Regions from separate parts of the Homo sapiens genome. Here region 1 is linked to region 2. Evidence: chromatin loops called from intact Hi-C (ENCODE). Cell type or tissue: heart left ventricle. All regions are shown on one strand.

Region 1 (8,000 bases), 1.4 Mb before region 2:
GAGCAAACCCACCGGATTGGGGACATCCCAAGGGTAGGGAAACTGTCCACATTCCTTCCCTGTCAAGCATTTATTGAGCACCAATGGTCTGCCCTGTGCTAAGCACTGGAGATACGGTAGCAAAAAAGACATAATGGCCTCTGCTTGCATGAAACTTGGGTTCAGGAGGGAACACACAATAAACCAAAGTTATTTACATTGTTAATTACATTTGAGCTACATGCCTGGAAGGAGAAGTACAGGGTGCCCAGTGAGTAAGGTGTACGGGTACTGGAGGCTCAGGGAAGGCTTTCCTAAGAAAGAGGCCTGGATGGCAGAAGAAAGGAAAAGGCTTTTCAAGAAAATAGAACTTCTCCATGCAGAGGCCTTGGGCAAAAGGGATCTAGATGCTTTAAGGAACTCAGAGGAGACCAATGTATAATAGCTCCAAAGGAAGGCAGTGGGAGAGAGAAAGGTGGAGGGGGAAGTCATGCATGATTATAGGCATTTCAAGGCCTTCAGGCTTCATCATTTCTGTAACCTCAGCACATGGAACACAGTGGGCACTCCATCATGGTTTGCAGTGGTTGTTAGTGTTTTAAATGAACAAAGCAACCATTGAAAGAATGAAGAAGTGATTTTGAGCATTTGGGCTGCCAGCAGCTATTCTACCTACCAGTTTTCCAAGTCAGAAATATTTAAAAGAGAAGAAGACTTTAGATTTTGTTTAAAAAAAAAAAAATCCCACCAGGTAGAAATTGGCTTTCGAAACAAAAAAGACTGGTCTTTTTGCATTGGGAAGGGTTTATACTTACATTATTGGTATTTTGGACAGTGGTTACCAAAAACCATAGAAAAAAGGCTAACAGAAATCTATAGCTATGGATCTTTTTTCATTTTTACTTTTTACCGAATCTGAGCTCAACTGATGCTCATTGCCAACAAGAATCTATGGTTTGGGGGGAATCTTTTATTTGTAATTATTTGGTCTCTGAAGTAGGTCATGTGATTTATGGGATAAGTTGATTAGGGAAATAACTGCATGAGCCCTGAAGAGAAGACCAAGTTTGTATCATTTGCCCTAGAAAGTAATGGAGATTAAGAGATAGGCTGGGCACAGTGGCTCATGCCTGTAATCCCAGCACTTTGGGAGGCCAAAGCGGGCCGATCACTTGAGGTCAAGAGTTCGAGACCAGCCTGACAAACATGGTGAAAACCTGTCCCTACTAAAAATACAAAAATTAGCCAGGAGTAGGGGTGGGCACCTGTAATCCCAGATACTTAGGAGGCTGAGGTAGGAGGATTCGCTTGAACCTGGGAGGTGGAGGAGGTTGCAGTGAGCTGAGATCGCACCATTGCGCTCCAGGCTGGGTGACAGAGCAAGACTCTGTCTCAAAAAAAAAAAAAAAAAAAAAAAAAAGAGAGAGAGACAGAGAGTGTGACTCCCTGTCTATAAAGCCCTATTTCTGGGCTGGAGATGCATCACCTCTACAACTGACCAAGACAAATAAATGTATTCTCCTTAAAGCCCCCAGAAGGAATGCAGCCCTACCCACCTGTCGGTTTCAGCCCGGTGAGACCCACTTCAGACTTCTACACACCTATTCATTTGTGTTGTTTCAAGTCACTAAATTTGTAGTAATTTGCTACAGCATCAACATGAAACCAATATAAGAAGCCAGATGCAGTGGCTCATGCCTATAATCCCAGCACTTTGGGAGGCCGAGGTGGGTGGATCACTTGAGGCCAGGAGTTCAAGACCAACCTGGCCAACATGGAAAAATCCCATCTCTACCAAAATACAAAAATTAGGCCAGGCACAGTGGCTCACACCTGCAATCTCAGCACTTTGGGAGGCAAGGCAGGAGGATCACTTGAGGTCAGGAGTTCGAGACCAGCTGGCCAACATGGTGAAACTCCATCTCTACTAAAAATACAAAAATTACCTGGGCATCATGGTGGGTGCCTGTAATCCCAGCTAGTCAGTAGGCTGAGGCAGGAAAATCACTTGAACCTGGGAGGCAGAGGTTGCAGTGAGCCGAGACCACACCACTGCTCTCCAGCCTGGGCAACAGAGCTAGACTCCATTAAAAAAAAAAATACAAAATACAAAAATTACCCAAGCATGGTGGCACACACCTGTAATCCCAGCTACTAGGGAGGCTGAGGTAGGAGAATTGCTTGAACCTGGGAGGTGGAGGTTGCAGTGAGCCAAGATCACGCCACTGCACTCCAGCCTGGGCAACACAGAGAAACTCTACTAAAAAGAGAGAGAGAGAAAAAAAAGAATTAGAAAGAAAAAGAAAGAAATCAATATAGAAAGTATAGGGGAGACAATAATCTGATTGGCATCACATTTTTAATTAACAACAAATATTAACTGGAAAACAATGGAGCAATATCTTCAAATCTGTGCAAGGCCATGGCAACAGATTTAAATATCAAAGGGAAATTGAAGAAAGTCTAACAAAATTAAAACTTAAGTAATTGACCAAAGAAGAAGAAAACCTAAACAGATCAATAACATGAACGATTGGAAAGGTCAAGATCTACCATTTTAAAAATCACCACACTTGCATAGATTTACATCCAAGTTTACCAAGCCTTAAAAAAAAGATAATTCTTCCTATATTATTAAAGTATCTTAGACTACAGAAAAAAATGAAACTCCCCAAGTTGACTATGACTTCGAAGAAGTTAGCAAAGCACTTTGCACAAAGCTCTTAGAACCATTCTGCCTTGTTCAAGTCATGGCTATAATACTTACTGGCTGTGTGACCTTGGGCAAGTTATTTATTCTCTTCCTTTCTCCACTCCCTTCTCTGTTAAATGACGAGGAAACTCTACTTCATGGAGATTGTTGTGAAGATTAAGTGAGTTTATAACTATCAACTGCTTAGAACAGTGTCTGGTGCCTATTAAGGCCCACATGCATACATATTTGATATTACTACTTTTATGAAATTAGAATCACCTTATTAGTTAAGCCTGATGAAGAAAGCACAAAAACAGAAAGCCACAGACAAATTCATTTATGAATACAGATACACATTTGTAAATAAATATTAGAAAATTAAGCTCATCAGTTCATCAAAAGAATAATACACTTATATTAGGAGCACAAGAATGGCTTAACATCATAGCTGGGCATCATGGTGGGCACCTGTAATTCCAGCTACTTGGGAGGCTGATGCAGGAGAATCTATCACTGTGATCCATTATATCTACCACTTAAAGTAGAAATTTCAGATGCTGTATGGTTGTAAGATAAACCTATAAAAATGAAGAGCTTTTCTATCAGTAATTATCACATAGTACTTTTTATTTTATTTATTTATTTTTTTGATACAGGATCTCGCTCTGTTGCCCAGGCTGTAGTGCAGTGGTGCAGTCACAGCTCACTGCATCCTCCATATCCTGGGCTCAAGCGATCCTCCCACCTCAGCCTCCTAAGTAGCTGGGACTTTGATACAGGATCTCGCTCTGTTGCCCAGGCTGTAGTGCAGTGGTGCAGTCACAGCTCACTGCATCCTCCATATCCTGGGCTCAAGCGATCCTCCCACCTCAGCCTCCTAAGTAGCTGGGACTACAGGCGTGCCACCGCATCCAGCTAATTTTTGCATTTTTCTTCGTAGAGACAAGGTTTCTCCATATTGCCCAGGCTGGTCTCAAACTCCTGGCTCCAGTAATCCTCCAGCGTCAGCCTCCCAAAGTGCTGGTATTATAGGAGTGAGCCACTGCGCCCAGCCCCACATAGTACTTTTAATAATTAAATAAACTTAGCAAAGTCAGTGTGGGCAATATGAGAAGGTCATGGAATGCTAGTCCAAGAAATCTGGTATTTATGAAATATATAGCAGGAAAAATTCAAGATGCCAAATAACATAAATAGGTCTATGTCTTTGGAGATGGATAGCAGTGAGGATTCTGAAGACAGAGAGACCCTTAGGAAATTATTGCAATAGTCCAGTCAAATGGTAGAGGAAAATTGAGCTGAGACAGAGGTCTTTCCAGAGGAATAATCGCTGGTACTGCTTTGGAGAAATAAACAGAATTTGTTAACTAAAGTCCAGACTGGGTAGACTGTTTTTACTACTAGGCTAAGGAACACGGGTGAAGAGAGTATTTCGGGAAAGATGACATTGAGTTGAGTCAAGCTGATTTTGAAGCACTCCCAGAACACCCACTGGTTAGAAAGGCAGATCAGAAGCTTCAAATAAAAGCAGGGACTAAAAAATTAACAGAGAGATTATTTAAGAAGCAACGATTCTGGAGCTACGAGAGGACATGAGGTCACCCAGGGAGAATGTGTAGCCTGCAAGGAAGGCTGAGACAGAACCTCAGAACATGCTGACATTTAAGGGATGGAATGAAAACAGCCGGTCAGTAAGAAGTTCTAGTGGTTGTTGGAGAGCCAAGAGCATGCAGAGCCCCATAAACTAGTGAAGAGATCCAAAAAGGATCACAAACCCAGCAGTTTGGAATGCCAAAGCAGGATCAAGGCGGAGGAGGAGCATTCAGCAAAGCAGCCTGCAGGTCCTTAGGAGAAACAAGTTCAGTGAAATGGGCATCTTGCAGCCCATTAAGCAGAGATAGAAAGTAGGTGGACTAAAGAATCCAAACGGCTTTTCAGTAAAAGTGGGTAAGAGCTTCAATTTGGGGATCAGGTTAACATGGATTCACATCTCAGCTCTACTGTTGGACATTTGTCAATCATTCCATATCTCTGAGCCTAACTTTCCTTATATGTAAAATAGGATAGTCCCAGTACTATCTTCGTAGGAGTTATTGTGACAATGGAGATAATCCATTAAAGGGGCTTAGATTGGCATCTAACATAGTTAAGAGGTCAGTAAACTTGGGGGTATTTGCGGGGCACAGTGGCTCATGCCTGTAATCCCAGCACTTTGGGAGGCCAAGGCTGGTGGATCACTTAAGGTCGGGAGTTCAAGACCAGCCTGGGCAACATGGTGAAACCCCATCTCTACTAAAAATACAAAAATTAGCCAGGCATGGTGGCGCAAATCTGTAATCCCAGCTACTCAGGAGGCTGAGCCAGGAGAATCGTTTGAACCCAGGAGGCAGAGGTTGCAGTGAGCCAAGATCGTGCCACTGCACTTCAGCCTGGGAGACAGAGTAAGAGTCCGTCTCATAAAAACAAAATGAAACAAAACAAAACTTGGGGGTATTATTGTTATTTCAATAAAATAGATGATGATCCCATCTGCTGAGAAAGGGATGAAAGCAGGTGGAAAGGGAGGAACAGCTGCTTACGTGTGTTTAAATAGACTACTTCCCAAAGCTTTTTTTTTTTTTAAATAAAAAATGACCAGACAGCTGAGATGAACTTGAAATAGACCTGGCCATCCAACCCAGCCAGACCACTCTTCCCAGAATCACTCACTGACTGAGCACTGGAGTGGTGGGAGCGGAAGAAATAAATTGTTGGGAGAATTGTTGGCTTGAAGAATGGCAAGGGTTAAAATGATCTGGTGTGGGAAAAGGACAGGATTTGAGCACAATAGGGAGAGCTCACTTAGACTTGGAGGCCGGGGCAGAGTTGTAGGAGTCATACCAGGGAAAGATCAAGCTAATTTATAGGAAGGAAAAAATCTAGAAATGAGGAACTTGAGTCGGAGGGGGTGATTCAGAGAACTGAGCATATAACCAGTCATGCTTCTTCCATTTTTTCGTATGGTCACTCTCTTACCTAGATACCTATGATACATTCAATAATCATTACTTTGGCCAGACACGGTGGCTCACACCTGTAATCCCAACTCTTAGGGAGCCCAAGGCAGGAGGATTCCTTGAGCCCAGGAGTTCAAGATCAGCCTGGGCAACATGGTGAGACCCTCTCTTTACAAAAATTTTAAAAATTACCCAAGCATGGTGGCATTCACGTGTGGTCCCAGCTACTCAGGAGGCCACTTAAGTCCAGAAGGTCCAGGCTGCAGTGAGTCATGTTCATGGCACTGCACCCCAGCCTGGGTGACAGAGAGAGAACCTATCTCAAAAAAAAAAAATCATCATCATCATTTCTTAAAACAACATTAATCATAGGTCACCTTTTTAGAGGCAAGCAGGCATTCTGTTAAACACAGTCCCCATATCAATTCTATGGGTCAAGAAGCCCTTGATGCCCATTACAGGTAAGTAAACTTTCACAGAGTGACAGGACTAAGATTTGAACCTGGGCAATCTGAATCCCAAGGCTGAGTAACCACAGCACATAACTATAAGCAGGGCATTTCGGTACGCAGCTTCTTGGATGACCTCAATACTCCCTGCCTCCTGGTAGCCCCACTCTTGTGTAATTCCCTCCCCGCTTGTGTGTGGGCTTTATTTAGTGGCCGACTTCTAGCAAGCAGAATGCAGAAGAGGAGAGATGTCACTTCTGGAATTAGATTACAAAGAGATGGCATCTTCCGTCTGGAGCACTCTCTCACTCTCACTCCAAGGGAAGCCAGCTGCCATGTTGTGAGCTGTCCAAGGATCCCAGTGACAAAGAACTGAGGAAGTCCTCTGGCCAGCAGTCAGCAAGAAACCGAGACCCTAGACCCTTAGCTCCAACAGCCTACAAATAACTGAAACCTTCCAAAAACCATGGGAGGGAGCCTAGAAGCAGATTCTCCCCAGCTGAGACTTCACATGAGACCACAGCTCCAGCATGTACTCTGACTGCAACCTGGTAAGAGACTTTGAGGTCTGACTGCAACCTGGTAAGCAACCTCAAGCCAGAGATACACAGGAAAGCCATGCCCAAATTCCTAACCCACAGAAACTGAGACAATAAATGTTTGCTGTTTCAAGCTGCTAAGTTGTGGAGTGATTGGTTATGCTGCAATAGTTAGTGAGTGCATCTACTCTGTGCCTAACACTTCCTAGATGTTAGGAATAAGACTTGGTCCCTGACGTCTGAGCATTTATAGGGGAAACAATGATATAAACAAATGATTCCAGCACAACATGGCCCAGGGTGGAGAATTGCACTAGTGGGCAACTGTAATGGAGGGAAACCAGAAAATATTCACAGAGGAGGTGAAATTTGGTTTGCATCTTGAAGGATGAATCAAAGCTAGCTAGACGGATGAAGGGGAATGGATAGTCAAAGCAAAGAGAACAGATACATGCCAAAGTACAGAAGATGAAACAGCAATTAAATATTTGTGGTTGAGTGTAGCTGACAGTAGAGACAACCAAGTAATGGAAAATCTTGCATGCTTTGCAAAAACCTCTGAACTTTCAAAAGACTGTCATGTACAATACATACTTGATTTATTTGAGAAGCTGCACTCTTTAGAAGTCATTTTTAGGTCAGAGGTCACAAGCTGGCATCCCTTGGAGAATATGGCCAGCACACATGCTTCTTTGGCCCTCAAAGTTATTTTACTAGTTTGAATTAGTTATTAACATTTAACAAATAAGAGATTTCAGATGAAGATCCACATTTCCAGCTTTGATTAAAATATCAGAAGATCCCAACAGGTGTGGGGATCACACCTCATTCAAGCTCAGGAGTTCAAGAACAGCCTGGGCAACATAGCAAGCTCTTGTCTCTACTAAAAAAAAAAAAAATTAATAAGCCAGGCATGGTGGTGCATGCCTATAGTCCCAACTACTCCAAAGGCTGACTCAGGAGAATCACTTGAGCCTGAGAAGTTGAGGCTGCAGTGAGCTGTGATCATGCCACTGCACTCTAACCTGAGCAACAGAGTGAGGCCCATCTTAAAAGAAAATATCAGAAGATCTAAACACTGGGATAGCGTTTCCATGTAGCAGTTGGCTGGAGTGAAATGGTAGCTGTCCCTTTTAGACAGAACATGCACACTCTACCAGAGTTCCCATCTGGCCAACTGAAGGGATTTGACTTTGCATCTCCTGCACAGAGAAGATAAATGTGTACTCAATATAAACATCGCATCTGTGAAGGGATGCATTGGTGAACTCCCATCACCTCAGCAAATGAGTGACCGCTTGGAAGGATCAAACAGAAAAAGTATTGATTTTGGGCAGTGATT
Region 2 (8,000 bases):
ACACAGGGTGGGGAACATCACACACCGGGGGCTGTCGTGGGGTGTAGGCTGGGGGAGTGATAGCATTAGGAGAAATATCTAATGTAAATGACGAGTTGATGGGTACAGCAAACCAGCATAGCATGTGTATACCTATGTATCAAACCTGCACATTGTGCACATGTACCCTAGAACTTAAAGTAAAATTTTTTCAAAAAAAGGGAAGTTCCATCTTAAAGGGAAATAAAAAACAGATCTGCCTGGGCGAGGTGGCTCACGCCTATTGGGGAACCTGCCCCCAGTAGTCACGTAGGTTCTTTTCTATTTTCCCTAAGCGTCGGCCAGGTTGAGAAATAAAGGGACAGAGTACAAAAGAGAGAAATTTTAAAGCTGGGCATCCGGGGGATACATCACATGTCGGTAGGTTCTGTGATGCCCCACAAGCCGCAAAACCAGGAAGATTTTATTAGTGATTTTCAAAGGGGAGGGAGTGTACGAATAGGGTGTGGGTCACAGAGATCTTGTGCTTCACAAGGTAATAGAATATCACAAGGCAAATGGAGGCAGGGTGAGATCACAGGACCACAGGACTGGGGCGAAATTAAAATTGCTAATGAAGTTTCGGGCACCATTGTCATTGATAACATCTTAACAGGAGACATGGTTTGAGAGCAATTGGTCTGACTAAAATTTATTAGGCAGGAATTTCCTCATCCTAATAAGCCTGGGAGCACTATGGGAGACTGGGGCTTATTTCATCCCTACAGCTAGACCATAAAAGATGGCCACACCCAAGGGGGCCATTTTAGAGGCCTACCCTCAGGCATTCTCTTTCTCAGGGATGTTCCTTGCTGAGAAAAAGAATTCAGTGATATTTCTCCCATTTGTTTTTGAAAGAAGAGAAACATGGTTCTGTTCTGCCCAGCTCACCAGCAGTCAGAGTTTAAGGTTATCTCTCTTGTTCCCTGAACATTGCTGTTATCCTGTTCTTTTTTCAAGGCGCCCAGATTTCATACTATTCAAACACACATGCTCTACAATTTGTGCAGTTAACAAAATCATCACAGGGTCCTGAGGCGACATACATTCTCCTCAGCTTACGAGATGACAGGATTAAGAGATTAAAGACAGGCATAAGAGATCACAAGGGTATTCATTGGGGAAGTGATAAGTGTCCATGAAATCTTCACAATTTATGTTTAGAGACTGCAGTAAAGACAGGCATTAAGAAAGTATAAAAGTATTAATTTGGGGAACTAATAAATGTCATGAAATCTTCACAATCCACGTTCTTCTGCCATGGCTTCAACCGGTCCCTCCGTTCGGGGTCCCTGACTTCCCGTAATACACGCCTGTAATCCCAGCACTTTGGGAGGCTGAGGCAAGCAGATCACCTGAGGTCAATAGTTTAAGACCAGCCTGGCCAACGTGGTGAAACCCCGTCTCTACTAAAAATACCGAAAATTAGCCAGGCATAGTGGAGGGCACCTGTAATCCTAGCTACTCAGGAGGCTGAGACAGGAGAATTGCTTGAACCCGGGAGGCGGAGGTTGCAGTGAGCCGAGATCTCGCCATTACATTCCAGCCTGGGCAGCAAGAGCAAAACTCCACTCAAAAGAAAAGAAAAGAAACCATCCATGAAATTCATTCAAAATCCTACAATAAGAGAATCTCTAGTAGAGAAAATACTAAGAAATTAAGGAACAATACTACTTTATTGTTTCAATATTTGAGGCAATTATGTTTCAATATTTGAGGTGATCAATCAATGAATTTAGCCTAGATTAAACTTAATCTAATTGAAATTTTAAAAGACTGGGGTGTCATTTGTACTCTTCTAAGCCAAAGTAGTTAGTCATTTAAAATATCTGTATGTGGAATTGTATACACTAAAGATTTTCTTAGGAGTAAATGTGTTTGATGTAAACAGGATATCAAAGGCTTCAAAAGCCTGCAGGGGAAAATGAAATATCATGCGGTTTTATTACTCAGATTTAAATGGCTTGATTGTCACAACTCTTCCTGCAGCAAATCCCCAATAGTCTGATTCTCAAAAGCTTCCATCGGGAGCCTCATCATTGCCAATGTAGATGGAATAGCTTGAGAGAACATCAACATCCTCACCAAAGGTACTATTCCATGCTTCTCAAGTCCCCGTCTCTCAACAGGGTTTCCACTCCCTGCCACACTTGTCACCTGGACTCCAACGTATCACTAGTTCTGAATCTCAAAAAGACTAGCATACAGTCAGTTCCCTCAGCTACTTTGCTCCACTCATTTTTTGCACAAAAAACTATGAAAAACAAAGCAAAATAAAAACATAACACTCAACTCCAAAGATTTAGCCCCCATCCTGGACAAGTGTCTTTTCTGTATGTAGGGATCCTGGGTGGAGACCCTTGAGTTTTGAGCCTCCAAAACATCTGCATTTAGGTGAATGCGGTGGTTGGGCACTTGCTTTATATTTGCATAAAAATGAGGCATTCCTATAGTTCTCATAAACAAAGAAACACCTTTATCCAAAGGGAAGAGGGAAGAATGAGGTCAGATTCTGGAACTGACCTGGATTCTGGTGTTCCTGAGTTAATATTTATTTAGCCTGAGAGGTGACTGTGCATTCACAATGATTTATCTCCAAGACATGTACTGTAAGCCCTCACTTATCATCATCAATAGGTTCTTGGAAACTGTAACTTTAAGTGAAATGATGTATAACGAAACTAACTTTGCCATAATCTAATTGATATAAACAAGAGTTAAGGGCCAGCATGGTGGCTCATGTCTGTAATCCCAGAACTTGGGAGGCTGAGGCAGGGGGACTGCTTGAGGCCAGGAGTTTGAGACCAGCCTGACCAACATGGTGAGACTCTATTTCTACAAAATTAAAAAAAAATTAGCCCAGGAGTAGTGGCCCACATCTGTCATCCCGGTTACTTGGGAGCTTCAGGTGGGAGGAACACTTGAGCCCAGGAGTTTGAGATTACAGTGAGCTATGATTGCACCACTGCACCCCAGCCTGGGTAGCAGAGCAAGACCTTGTCTCTGAAAAAAATTAAAAAAAAAAAAAGAGTTAAGTTTTTATTGTATATTACTGTTTTCTTTTTTCGGGGGTCAGAAAAACATCACCAAACATCTAAATAAATACCAAAACACTTCTAATATTAAACACTGAAATAAATAATGTGAGCCATATATACATTTAAGACAGATTAACAAACACAAGTAAAATAATGATTTAGATAGTTATTCCAGTTCAGGGTCGCAGGGGGCCAGAGCCTGTCCCTGCAGCTTAGGGCACAAGGCAAGAACCAACCCTAGACTGGATGAATGCCATCACGGGGCACAGTCACGCACACCTCACACTCACTTAGACTGGGACAATGTCAACACGTCAATTCCCCTAAAGTGCACATCTTTGGGATGCAGGAGAAAATTGGAATGCCCAGAGAAAACCCACACAGATACGGAGAGAACATGCAAGCTCCACACTGACAACAGCCCGGGCTGGGAATCAATTTCTTTTTTCCCATCAAAATTATAACAAAATGACGTTGGACAAAATGACATTATTCAAGGGCCTGCTGGATTTGAGGCAGCCACTGAAAGAAAGGATCCAGCCTCCCTGACTGCTTTTTATACCCAGATTTCCATGTTGATCTCTAGTCAGCAACATAATCATTCCCCAAAGTTGATGAAATTTTGATAAGAGTAACAGCTTTCATGATGAGATGAATCAGACATCTCTCAGCTTCATGTGTGACTCCATATGACCAGCTTATACTTGGCTGCCAATGTTCTAAATCACTCATCAGCTTCAAAGAACCCAAGGGCACACACCAGGACAAGGCTTCATCTGCGCTTGCCGCTAATCATGGTAACTCATGGCTGAGGGTGTGCCCAATATTTTGGCACCAACCTGAGCCCCTTACTGCATCTCAAACAGGCTGGGGATGGTAGGTATCAAGGATAGTCCAATTAGTTTTGAAAAAACAGTAAATGTACTGCTTTTCTAGTCCATAATGCTAACAGTTGTGATATATTGTGATACAACTATGGTGTCAGAAAAACATGCAATTGCCCTTAGGGACTGTCACTGATGATACATTTTGATATAAAACTGCAGATTTTGGCCAGGTGTGGTGGCTCATACCTGTAATCCCAGCACTTTGGGATGCAGAGGCGGGTGGACCACTTGAGGCCAGGAGTTCAAGACCAGCCTGGCCAACATGGTGAAACCCCATCTCTACTAAAAAATACAAAAAATTAGCTGGGCGTGGTGGTGCATGCTTGTAATCCTAGCTACTTGGGAGGCTGAGGCAGGAGAATCCTTGAAACTGGGAGGCAGAGGTTGCAGTGAGCCAAGATCGCACCACTGCACTCTAGCCTGGGCGACAACTGCAAAACTCTGTCTCAAAAAAAAAAAAAAAAAAAAAAACCTGCAGATTTATTATTGTGAGGAAAGGGTAAATAGCAAACATAAATCCTATTTTCCTGGACCCAGGTGTACCCACTAAGATAACTATGAGTTTACTCTCTGGCAGCACTGTGCCTAGGTATGTGCTGAGTTTAAAAATACAGAATGTTAGCAGTGCCTGGAACTCATCATCAACATTGTTTGCTGCCATATATCTCGTCTAGAGACTACACTTGACTTGAGAAGAAAGTAAGTAGGACTTTGCACAAATTCTGGCAAACAAAAGTGGAGGCTTCCATATAATTACAGAGTCTACACCGTATCGACCTCAGCTCTTGAACTGAATGTGCCCTGTGTACTGGTGGAACGTACAGCTGCACCTGTGCTGTTGGGAGACTTTCATATGAAAGTGCTGATGCTGTACATGTTATGTTCCCATCCTGGACACCATCCATTTTCATCATTCTTGGTTATGTTCTATAAAGTCATCACAGACACTTGAGTTAGGGAATACTGAAAGATTACTCCTAGGGAAAATACTCCTAGGTTCCTGCAAGCCTCTGGTCACATTTTCATCAATTGATCAATACACGACCTGTTTTTTGGGGTGTTTCCGTTTAAAGACACCTTATTTAATACATACTGTTGATTCACTAACACTGACCTCACAGCCAGCAGCAGTATAACTCATGCCTGAATTAAGCTTCTCTAACATAGATATTTTCTCCAAAAGACATAATCAGGGCCAGGCACAGTGGATCATGCCTGTAATCCCAGCGCTTTGGGAGGCCAAGGTGGGCAGATCCCTTGAGATCAGGAGTTCTAGACCAGCCTGGCCAACTTGGTGAAACCCCATCTCTCCTAAAATATAAAACTGTAGCTGGGTGCAGTGGTGTGTGCCTGTAGTTTCATCTACTCAGGAGGCTGAGACAGGAGAATGGCTTGAGCTGGGGGAGGTGGAGGTTGCAGTGAGCCGAGATCACGCCATTGCACTCCAGCATGGGCAACAGAGTAAGAATCTGTCTCAAAAAAAAAAAAAAAAAAAAAAAAAAAAGACATAATCATAGCCCTTTTGCACTTAGGAACATGAGACAGTACTTCAGCACTATGCCTGGGGCTGACATTAAACAACAAAATCACCAACATAAAGAACAAAGATGCAAAAAAAAAAAAAAAAAGGCACTAACTATATCAAGTCAAGAATACTTGTTTGCAGTATGAGGGTTGAAACAAGGTGGACAGGGTGTCATCTTCTTTGACCTGGCCAAGGCTGGGAACCACCCTTGGAGAACTCAAAATTTTTTGCCACTCCCTGCATGTCTGCAAATGACCTCAAAAGTGAAACAGTTACTGATTTTGAGTTACACATAAATTTTAGTGAGTTGTTGAATTCACAAATTCAGAATCCACAAATAATGACAGTTAATTCTACTTTCTTAAGACAGTTTAATCTGATGGTAGCTTAAAGTATATTTGGATTGCTATCCAAACCTAAGAACATTGTTGGTGGCTATGAAATTACGCTGAGGGGTCATAATCATCACTTTTGGTAAAACTGCAAAATACCAGATGCAAAGCACCTGATCTAATCTCCCTTTCTCAGGGGGTAGGCAAAGCTGGCACATAAATTTCAAAGCTGAAAGTAGCTTCTTGGGGGCTGGAATCAGGGGGGAACCTACAAGAGCTGGTCAGGAGCAGGAGGAGACATGGGCCTCAGAGAATTCAAATCATCAAAGTTGGTAAAACTAAGTCCACTCTTAAGAATAAAAAAGGTAGGCTGGGCGCGGTGGCTCACGCCTGTAATCCCAGCACCTTGGGAGGCCGAGGTGGGTGGATCACCTGAGATCAGGAGTTTGAGACCAGCCTGACCAACATGGATAAACCCCATCTCTACTAAAAATACAAAATTAGCTGGATGTGGTGGTGCATGCCTGTAATCCCAGCTACTCGAGAGGCTGAGGCAGGAGAATTACTTGAACCTGGGAGGCAGAGGTTGCAGTGAGCCGAGATCACACCATTGCACTCCAGCCTGGGCAACAAGAGTGAAACTCTGTCTCAAAAAAAAAAAAAAAAAGGACACAGCTGGAAATAGAACATAATATCAAAATTTAAGAGCTAGATGCTGGAAATGGAATATAACATCAAACGTTAAAAGCGGCCAGGCGCAGGGGCTTACGCCTGTATTCCCAGCACTTTGGGAGGCAGAGGCAGGTGGATCATTTGAGGTCAGGAGTTCAAGACCAACCTGACCAACATAGTGAAACCCTATCTCTAACAAAAATACAAAAAAAATAGCCAGGTGTGGTAGCAGGTGCCTGTAGTCCCAGATACTCAAGAGGCTGAGGCAGGAGAATTGCTTGAACTCGGGAAGTGGAGGTTGCCAAGTGAGCCGAGATTGGGTCACTGCAGTCCAGCTTGGGTGACAGAGTGACACTCCTCCATCTCAAAAAAAAAAAAAAAAAAAAGGTTAAAAGTTAGGTGGAAGTGAAATAAAAGGGAAGAATCACAAAGAACAAACCCAGAATGCTCTTGAGTTCCAATAAAGCTGAAATATTTGCAGTTGGCCTTTATGACTAGGCAGGCTTAAAACCACAAGATCCAGGTGGGAAGATTAAGATTAGAGAGGAAAGACAGGATTGATTTCCTTGGACCAGGTAGTTGAAGGCAGAAAGTTTGGTTATTTCCATTGCCTTGAATGAATCCAAGATGCAGTAATCCACATTTCAAATGGACAGGTTTACAGAGGAGATAGACATGGTTTCCTGTTCAAAATGTTTCCTCTACTGTTCATTTTGTTTCATATTTTGTATTACTATTTGGGAAACAGAAGACACGTTGGAAGTATTGCTAGATGCTACAGCTTTTCCAAATAGTCACTGGCAGGCTGGCCTTATGGTGATACTCAGCACAGATGGTGGCAGAGCAGAAAGTTGTGTTTCCTATAGTAATAATAAATCCAGTCTTTTTTTTTTTTTTTTTTTTTTTGATGGAGTCTCATTCTGCCGCGCAGTCTGGATCGCAGTGGCACGATCTCGGCTCACTGTAACCTCCACCTCCCAGGTTCAAGTGATTCTCCTGCCTCAGCCTCTTGAGTAGCTGGGATTACAGGCATGCACCACCACGTCTGGCTAATTTAGTATTTTTAGTAGAGATGGGGTTTACCCATGTTGGTCAGGCTGGTCTCAGTAATAGAGTAGCTGGAACTATAGGTGCCCGCCACCACACCCAGCTAATTTTTGTGTTTTTAATAGTAGAGACGGGGTTTCACCATGTTGGACAGGCTGCTCTCAATCTCCTGACCTCATGATCCACCCGCCTTAGCCTCCCAAAGTGCTGGGATTACAAGCATGAGCCACTGCACCCGGCTGGCCAATAAATCTAGTCTTTACTGAGTACTTACCATGTGCTGAGAACTGCTCTAAATACTTCACATATACACAACTACCCTATAAATAAGACACTATTATTATTTTCATTTTCCAAGTGAGGAAGTATAGTTTATTTTGGTTTGTCCTAGAGCAGGGGCCCCCAAACCCCAGGCCATGGACTGGTACCGGTCCATGGCCTGTTAGGAACCATATCACACAGCAGGAGGTGAGCGGCCGGT

The links. Hi-C counts contacts between places; a loop is a spot of excess contacts. Peaks named below come from ENCODE experiments on the same cell type or tissue, not always from the same donor. Only the 100,000 strongest peaks of a DNase experiment are listed, where the experiment ranks them.
Region 1: it touches region 2 in a loop (4-fold over the local background); 2 of 110 quality-filtered maps call a loop at or near these places.

Annotation. Positions count from the first base shown.
Region 1 is chr16:22,691,418-22,699,417 of GRCh38, reverse strand. No RefSeq gene overlaps it. Among named protein-coding and RNA genes, the nearest start is that of LINC02890, 82 kb to the right of the region's middle. In heart left ventricle, no CTCF peak of the experiment used is centred here; no DNase peak of the experiment used is centred here; H3K4me3 peaks cover 694 bases; H3K27ac peaks cover 1,478 bases.
Region 2 is chr16:21,321,223-21,329,222 of GRCh38, reverse strand. No RefSeq gene overlaps it. Among named protein-coding and RNA genes, the nearest start is that of CRYM, 47 kb to the right of the region's middle. In heart left ventricle, no CTCF peak of the experiment used is centred here; no DNase peak of the experiment used is centred here.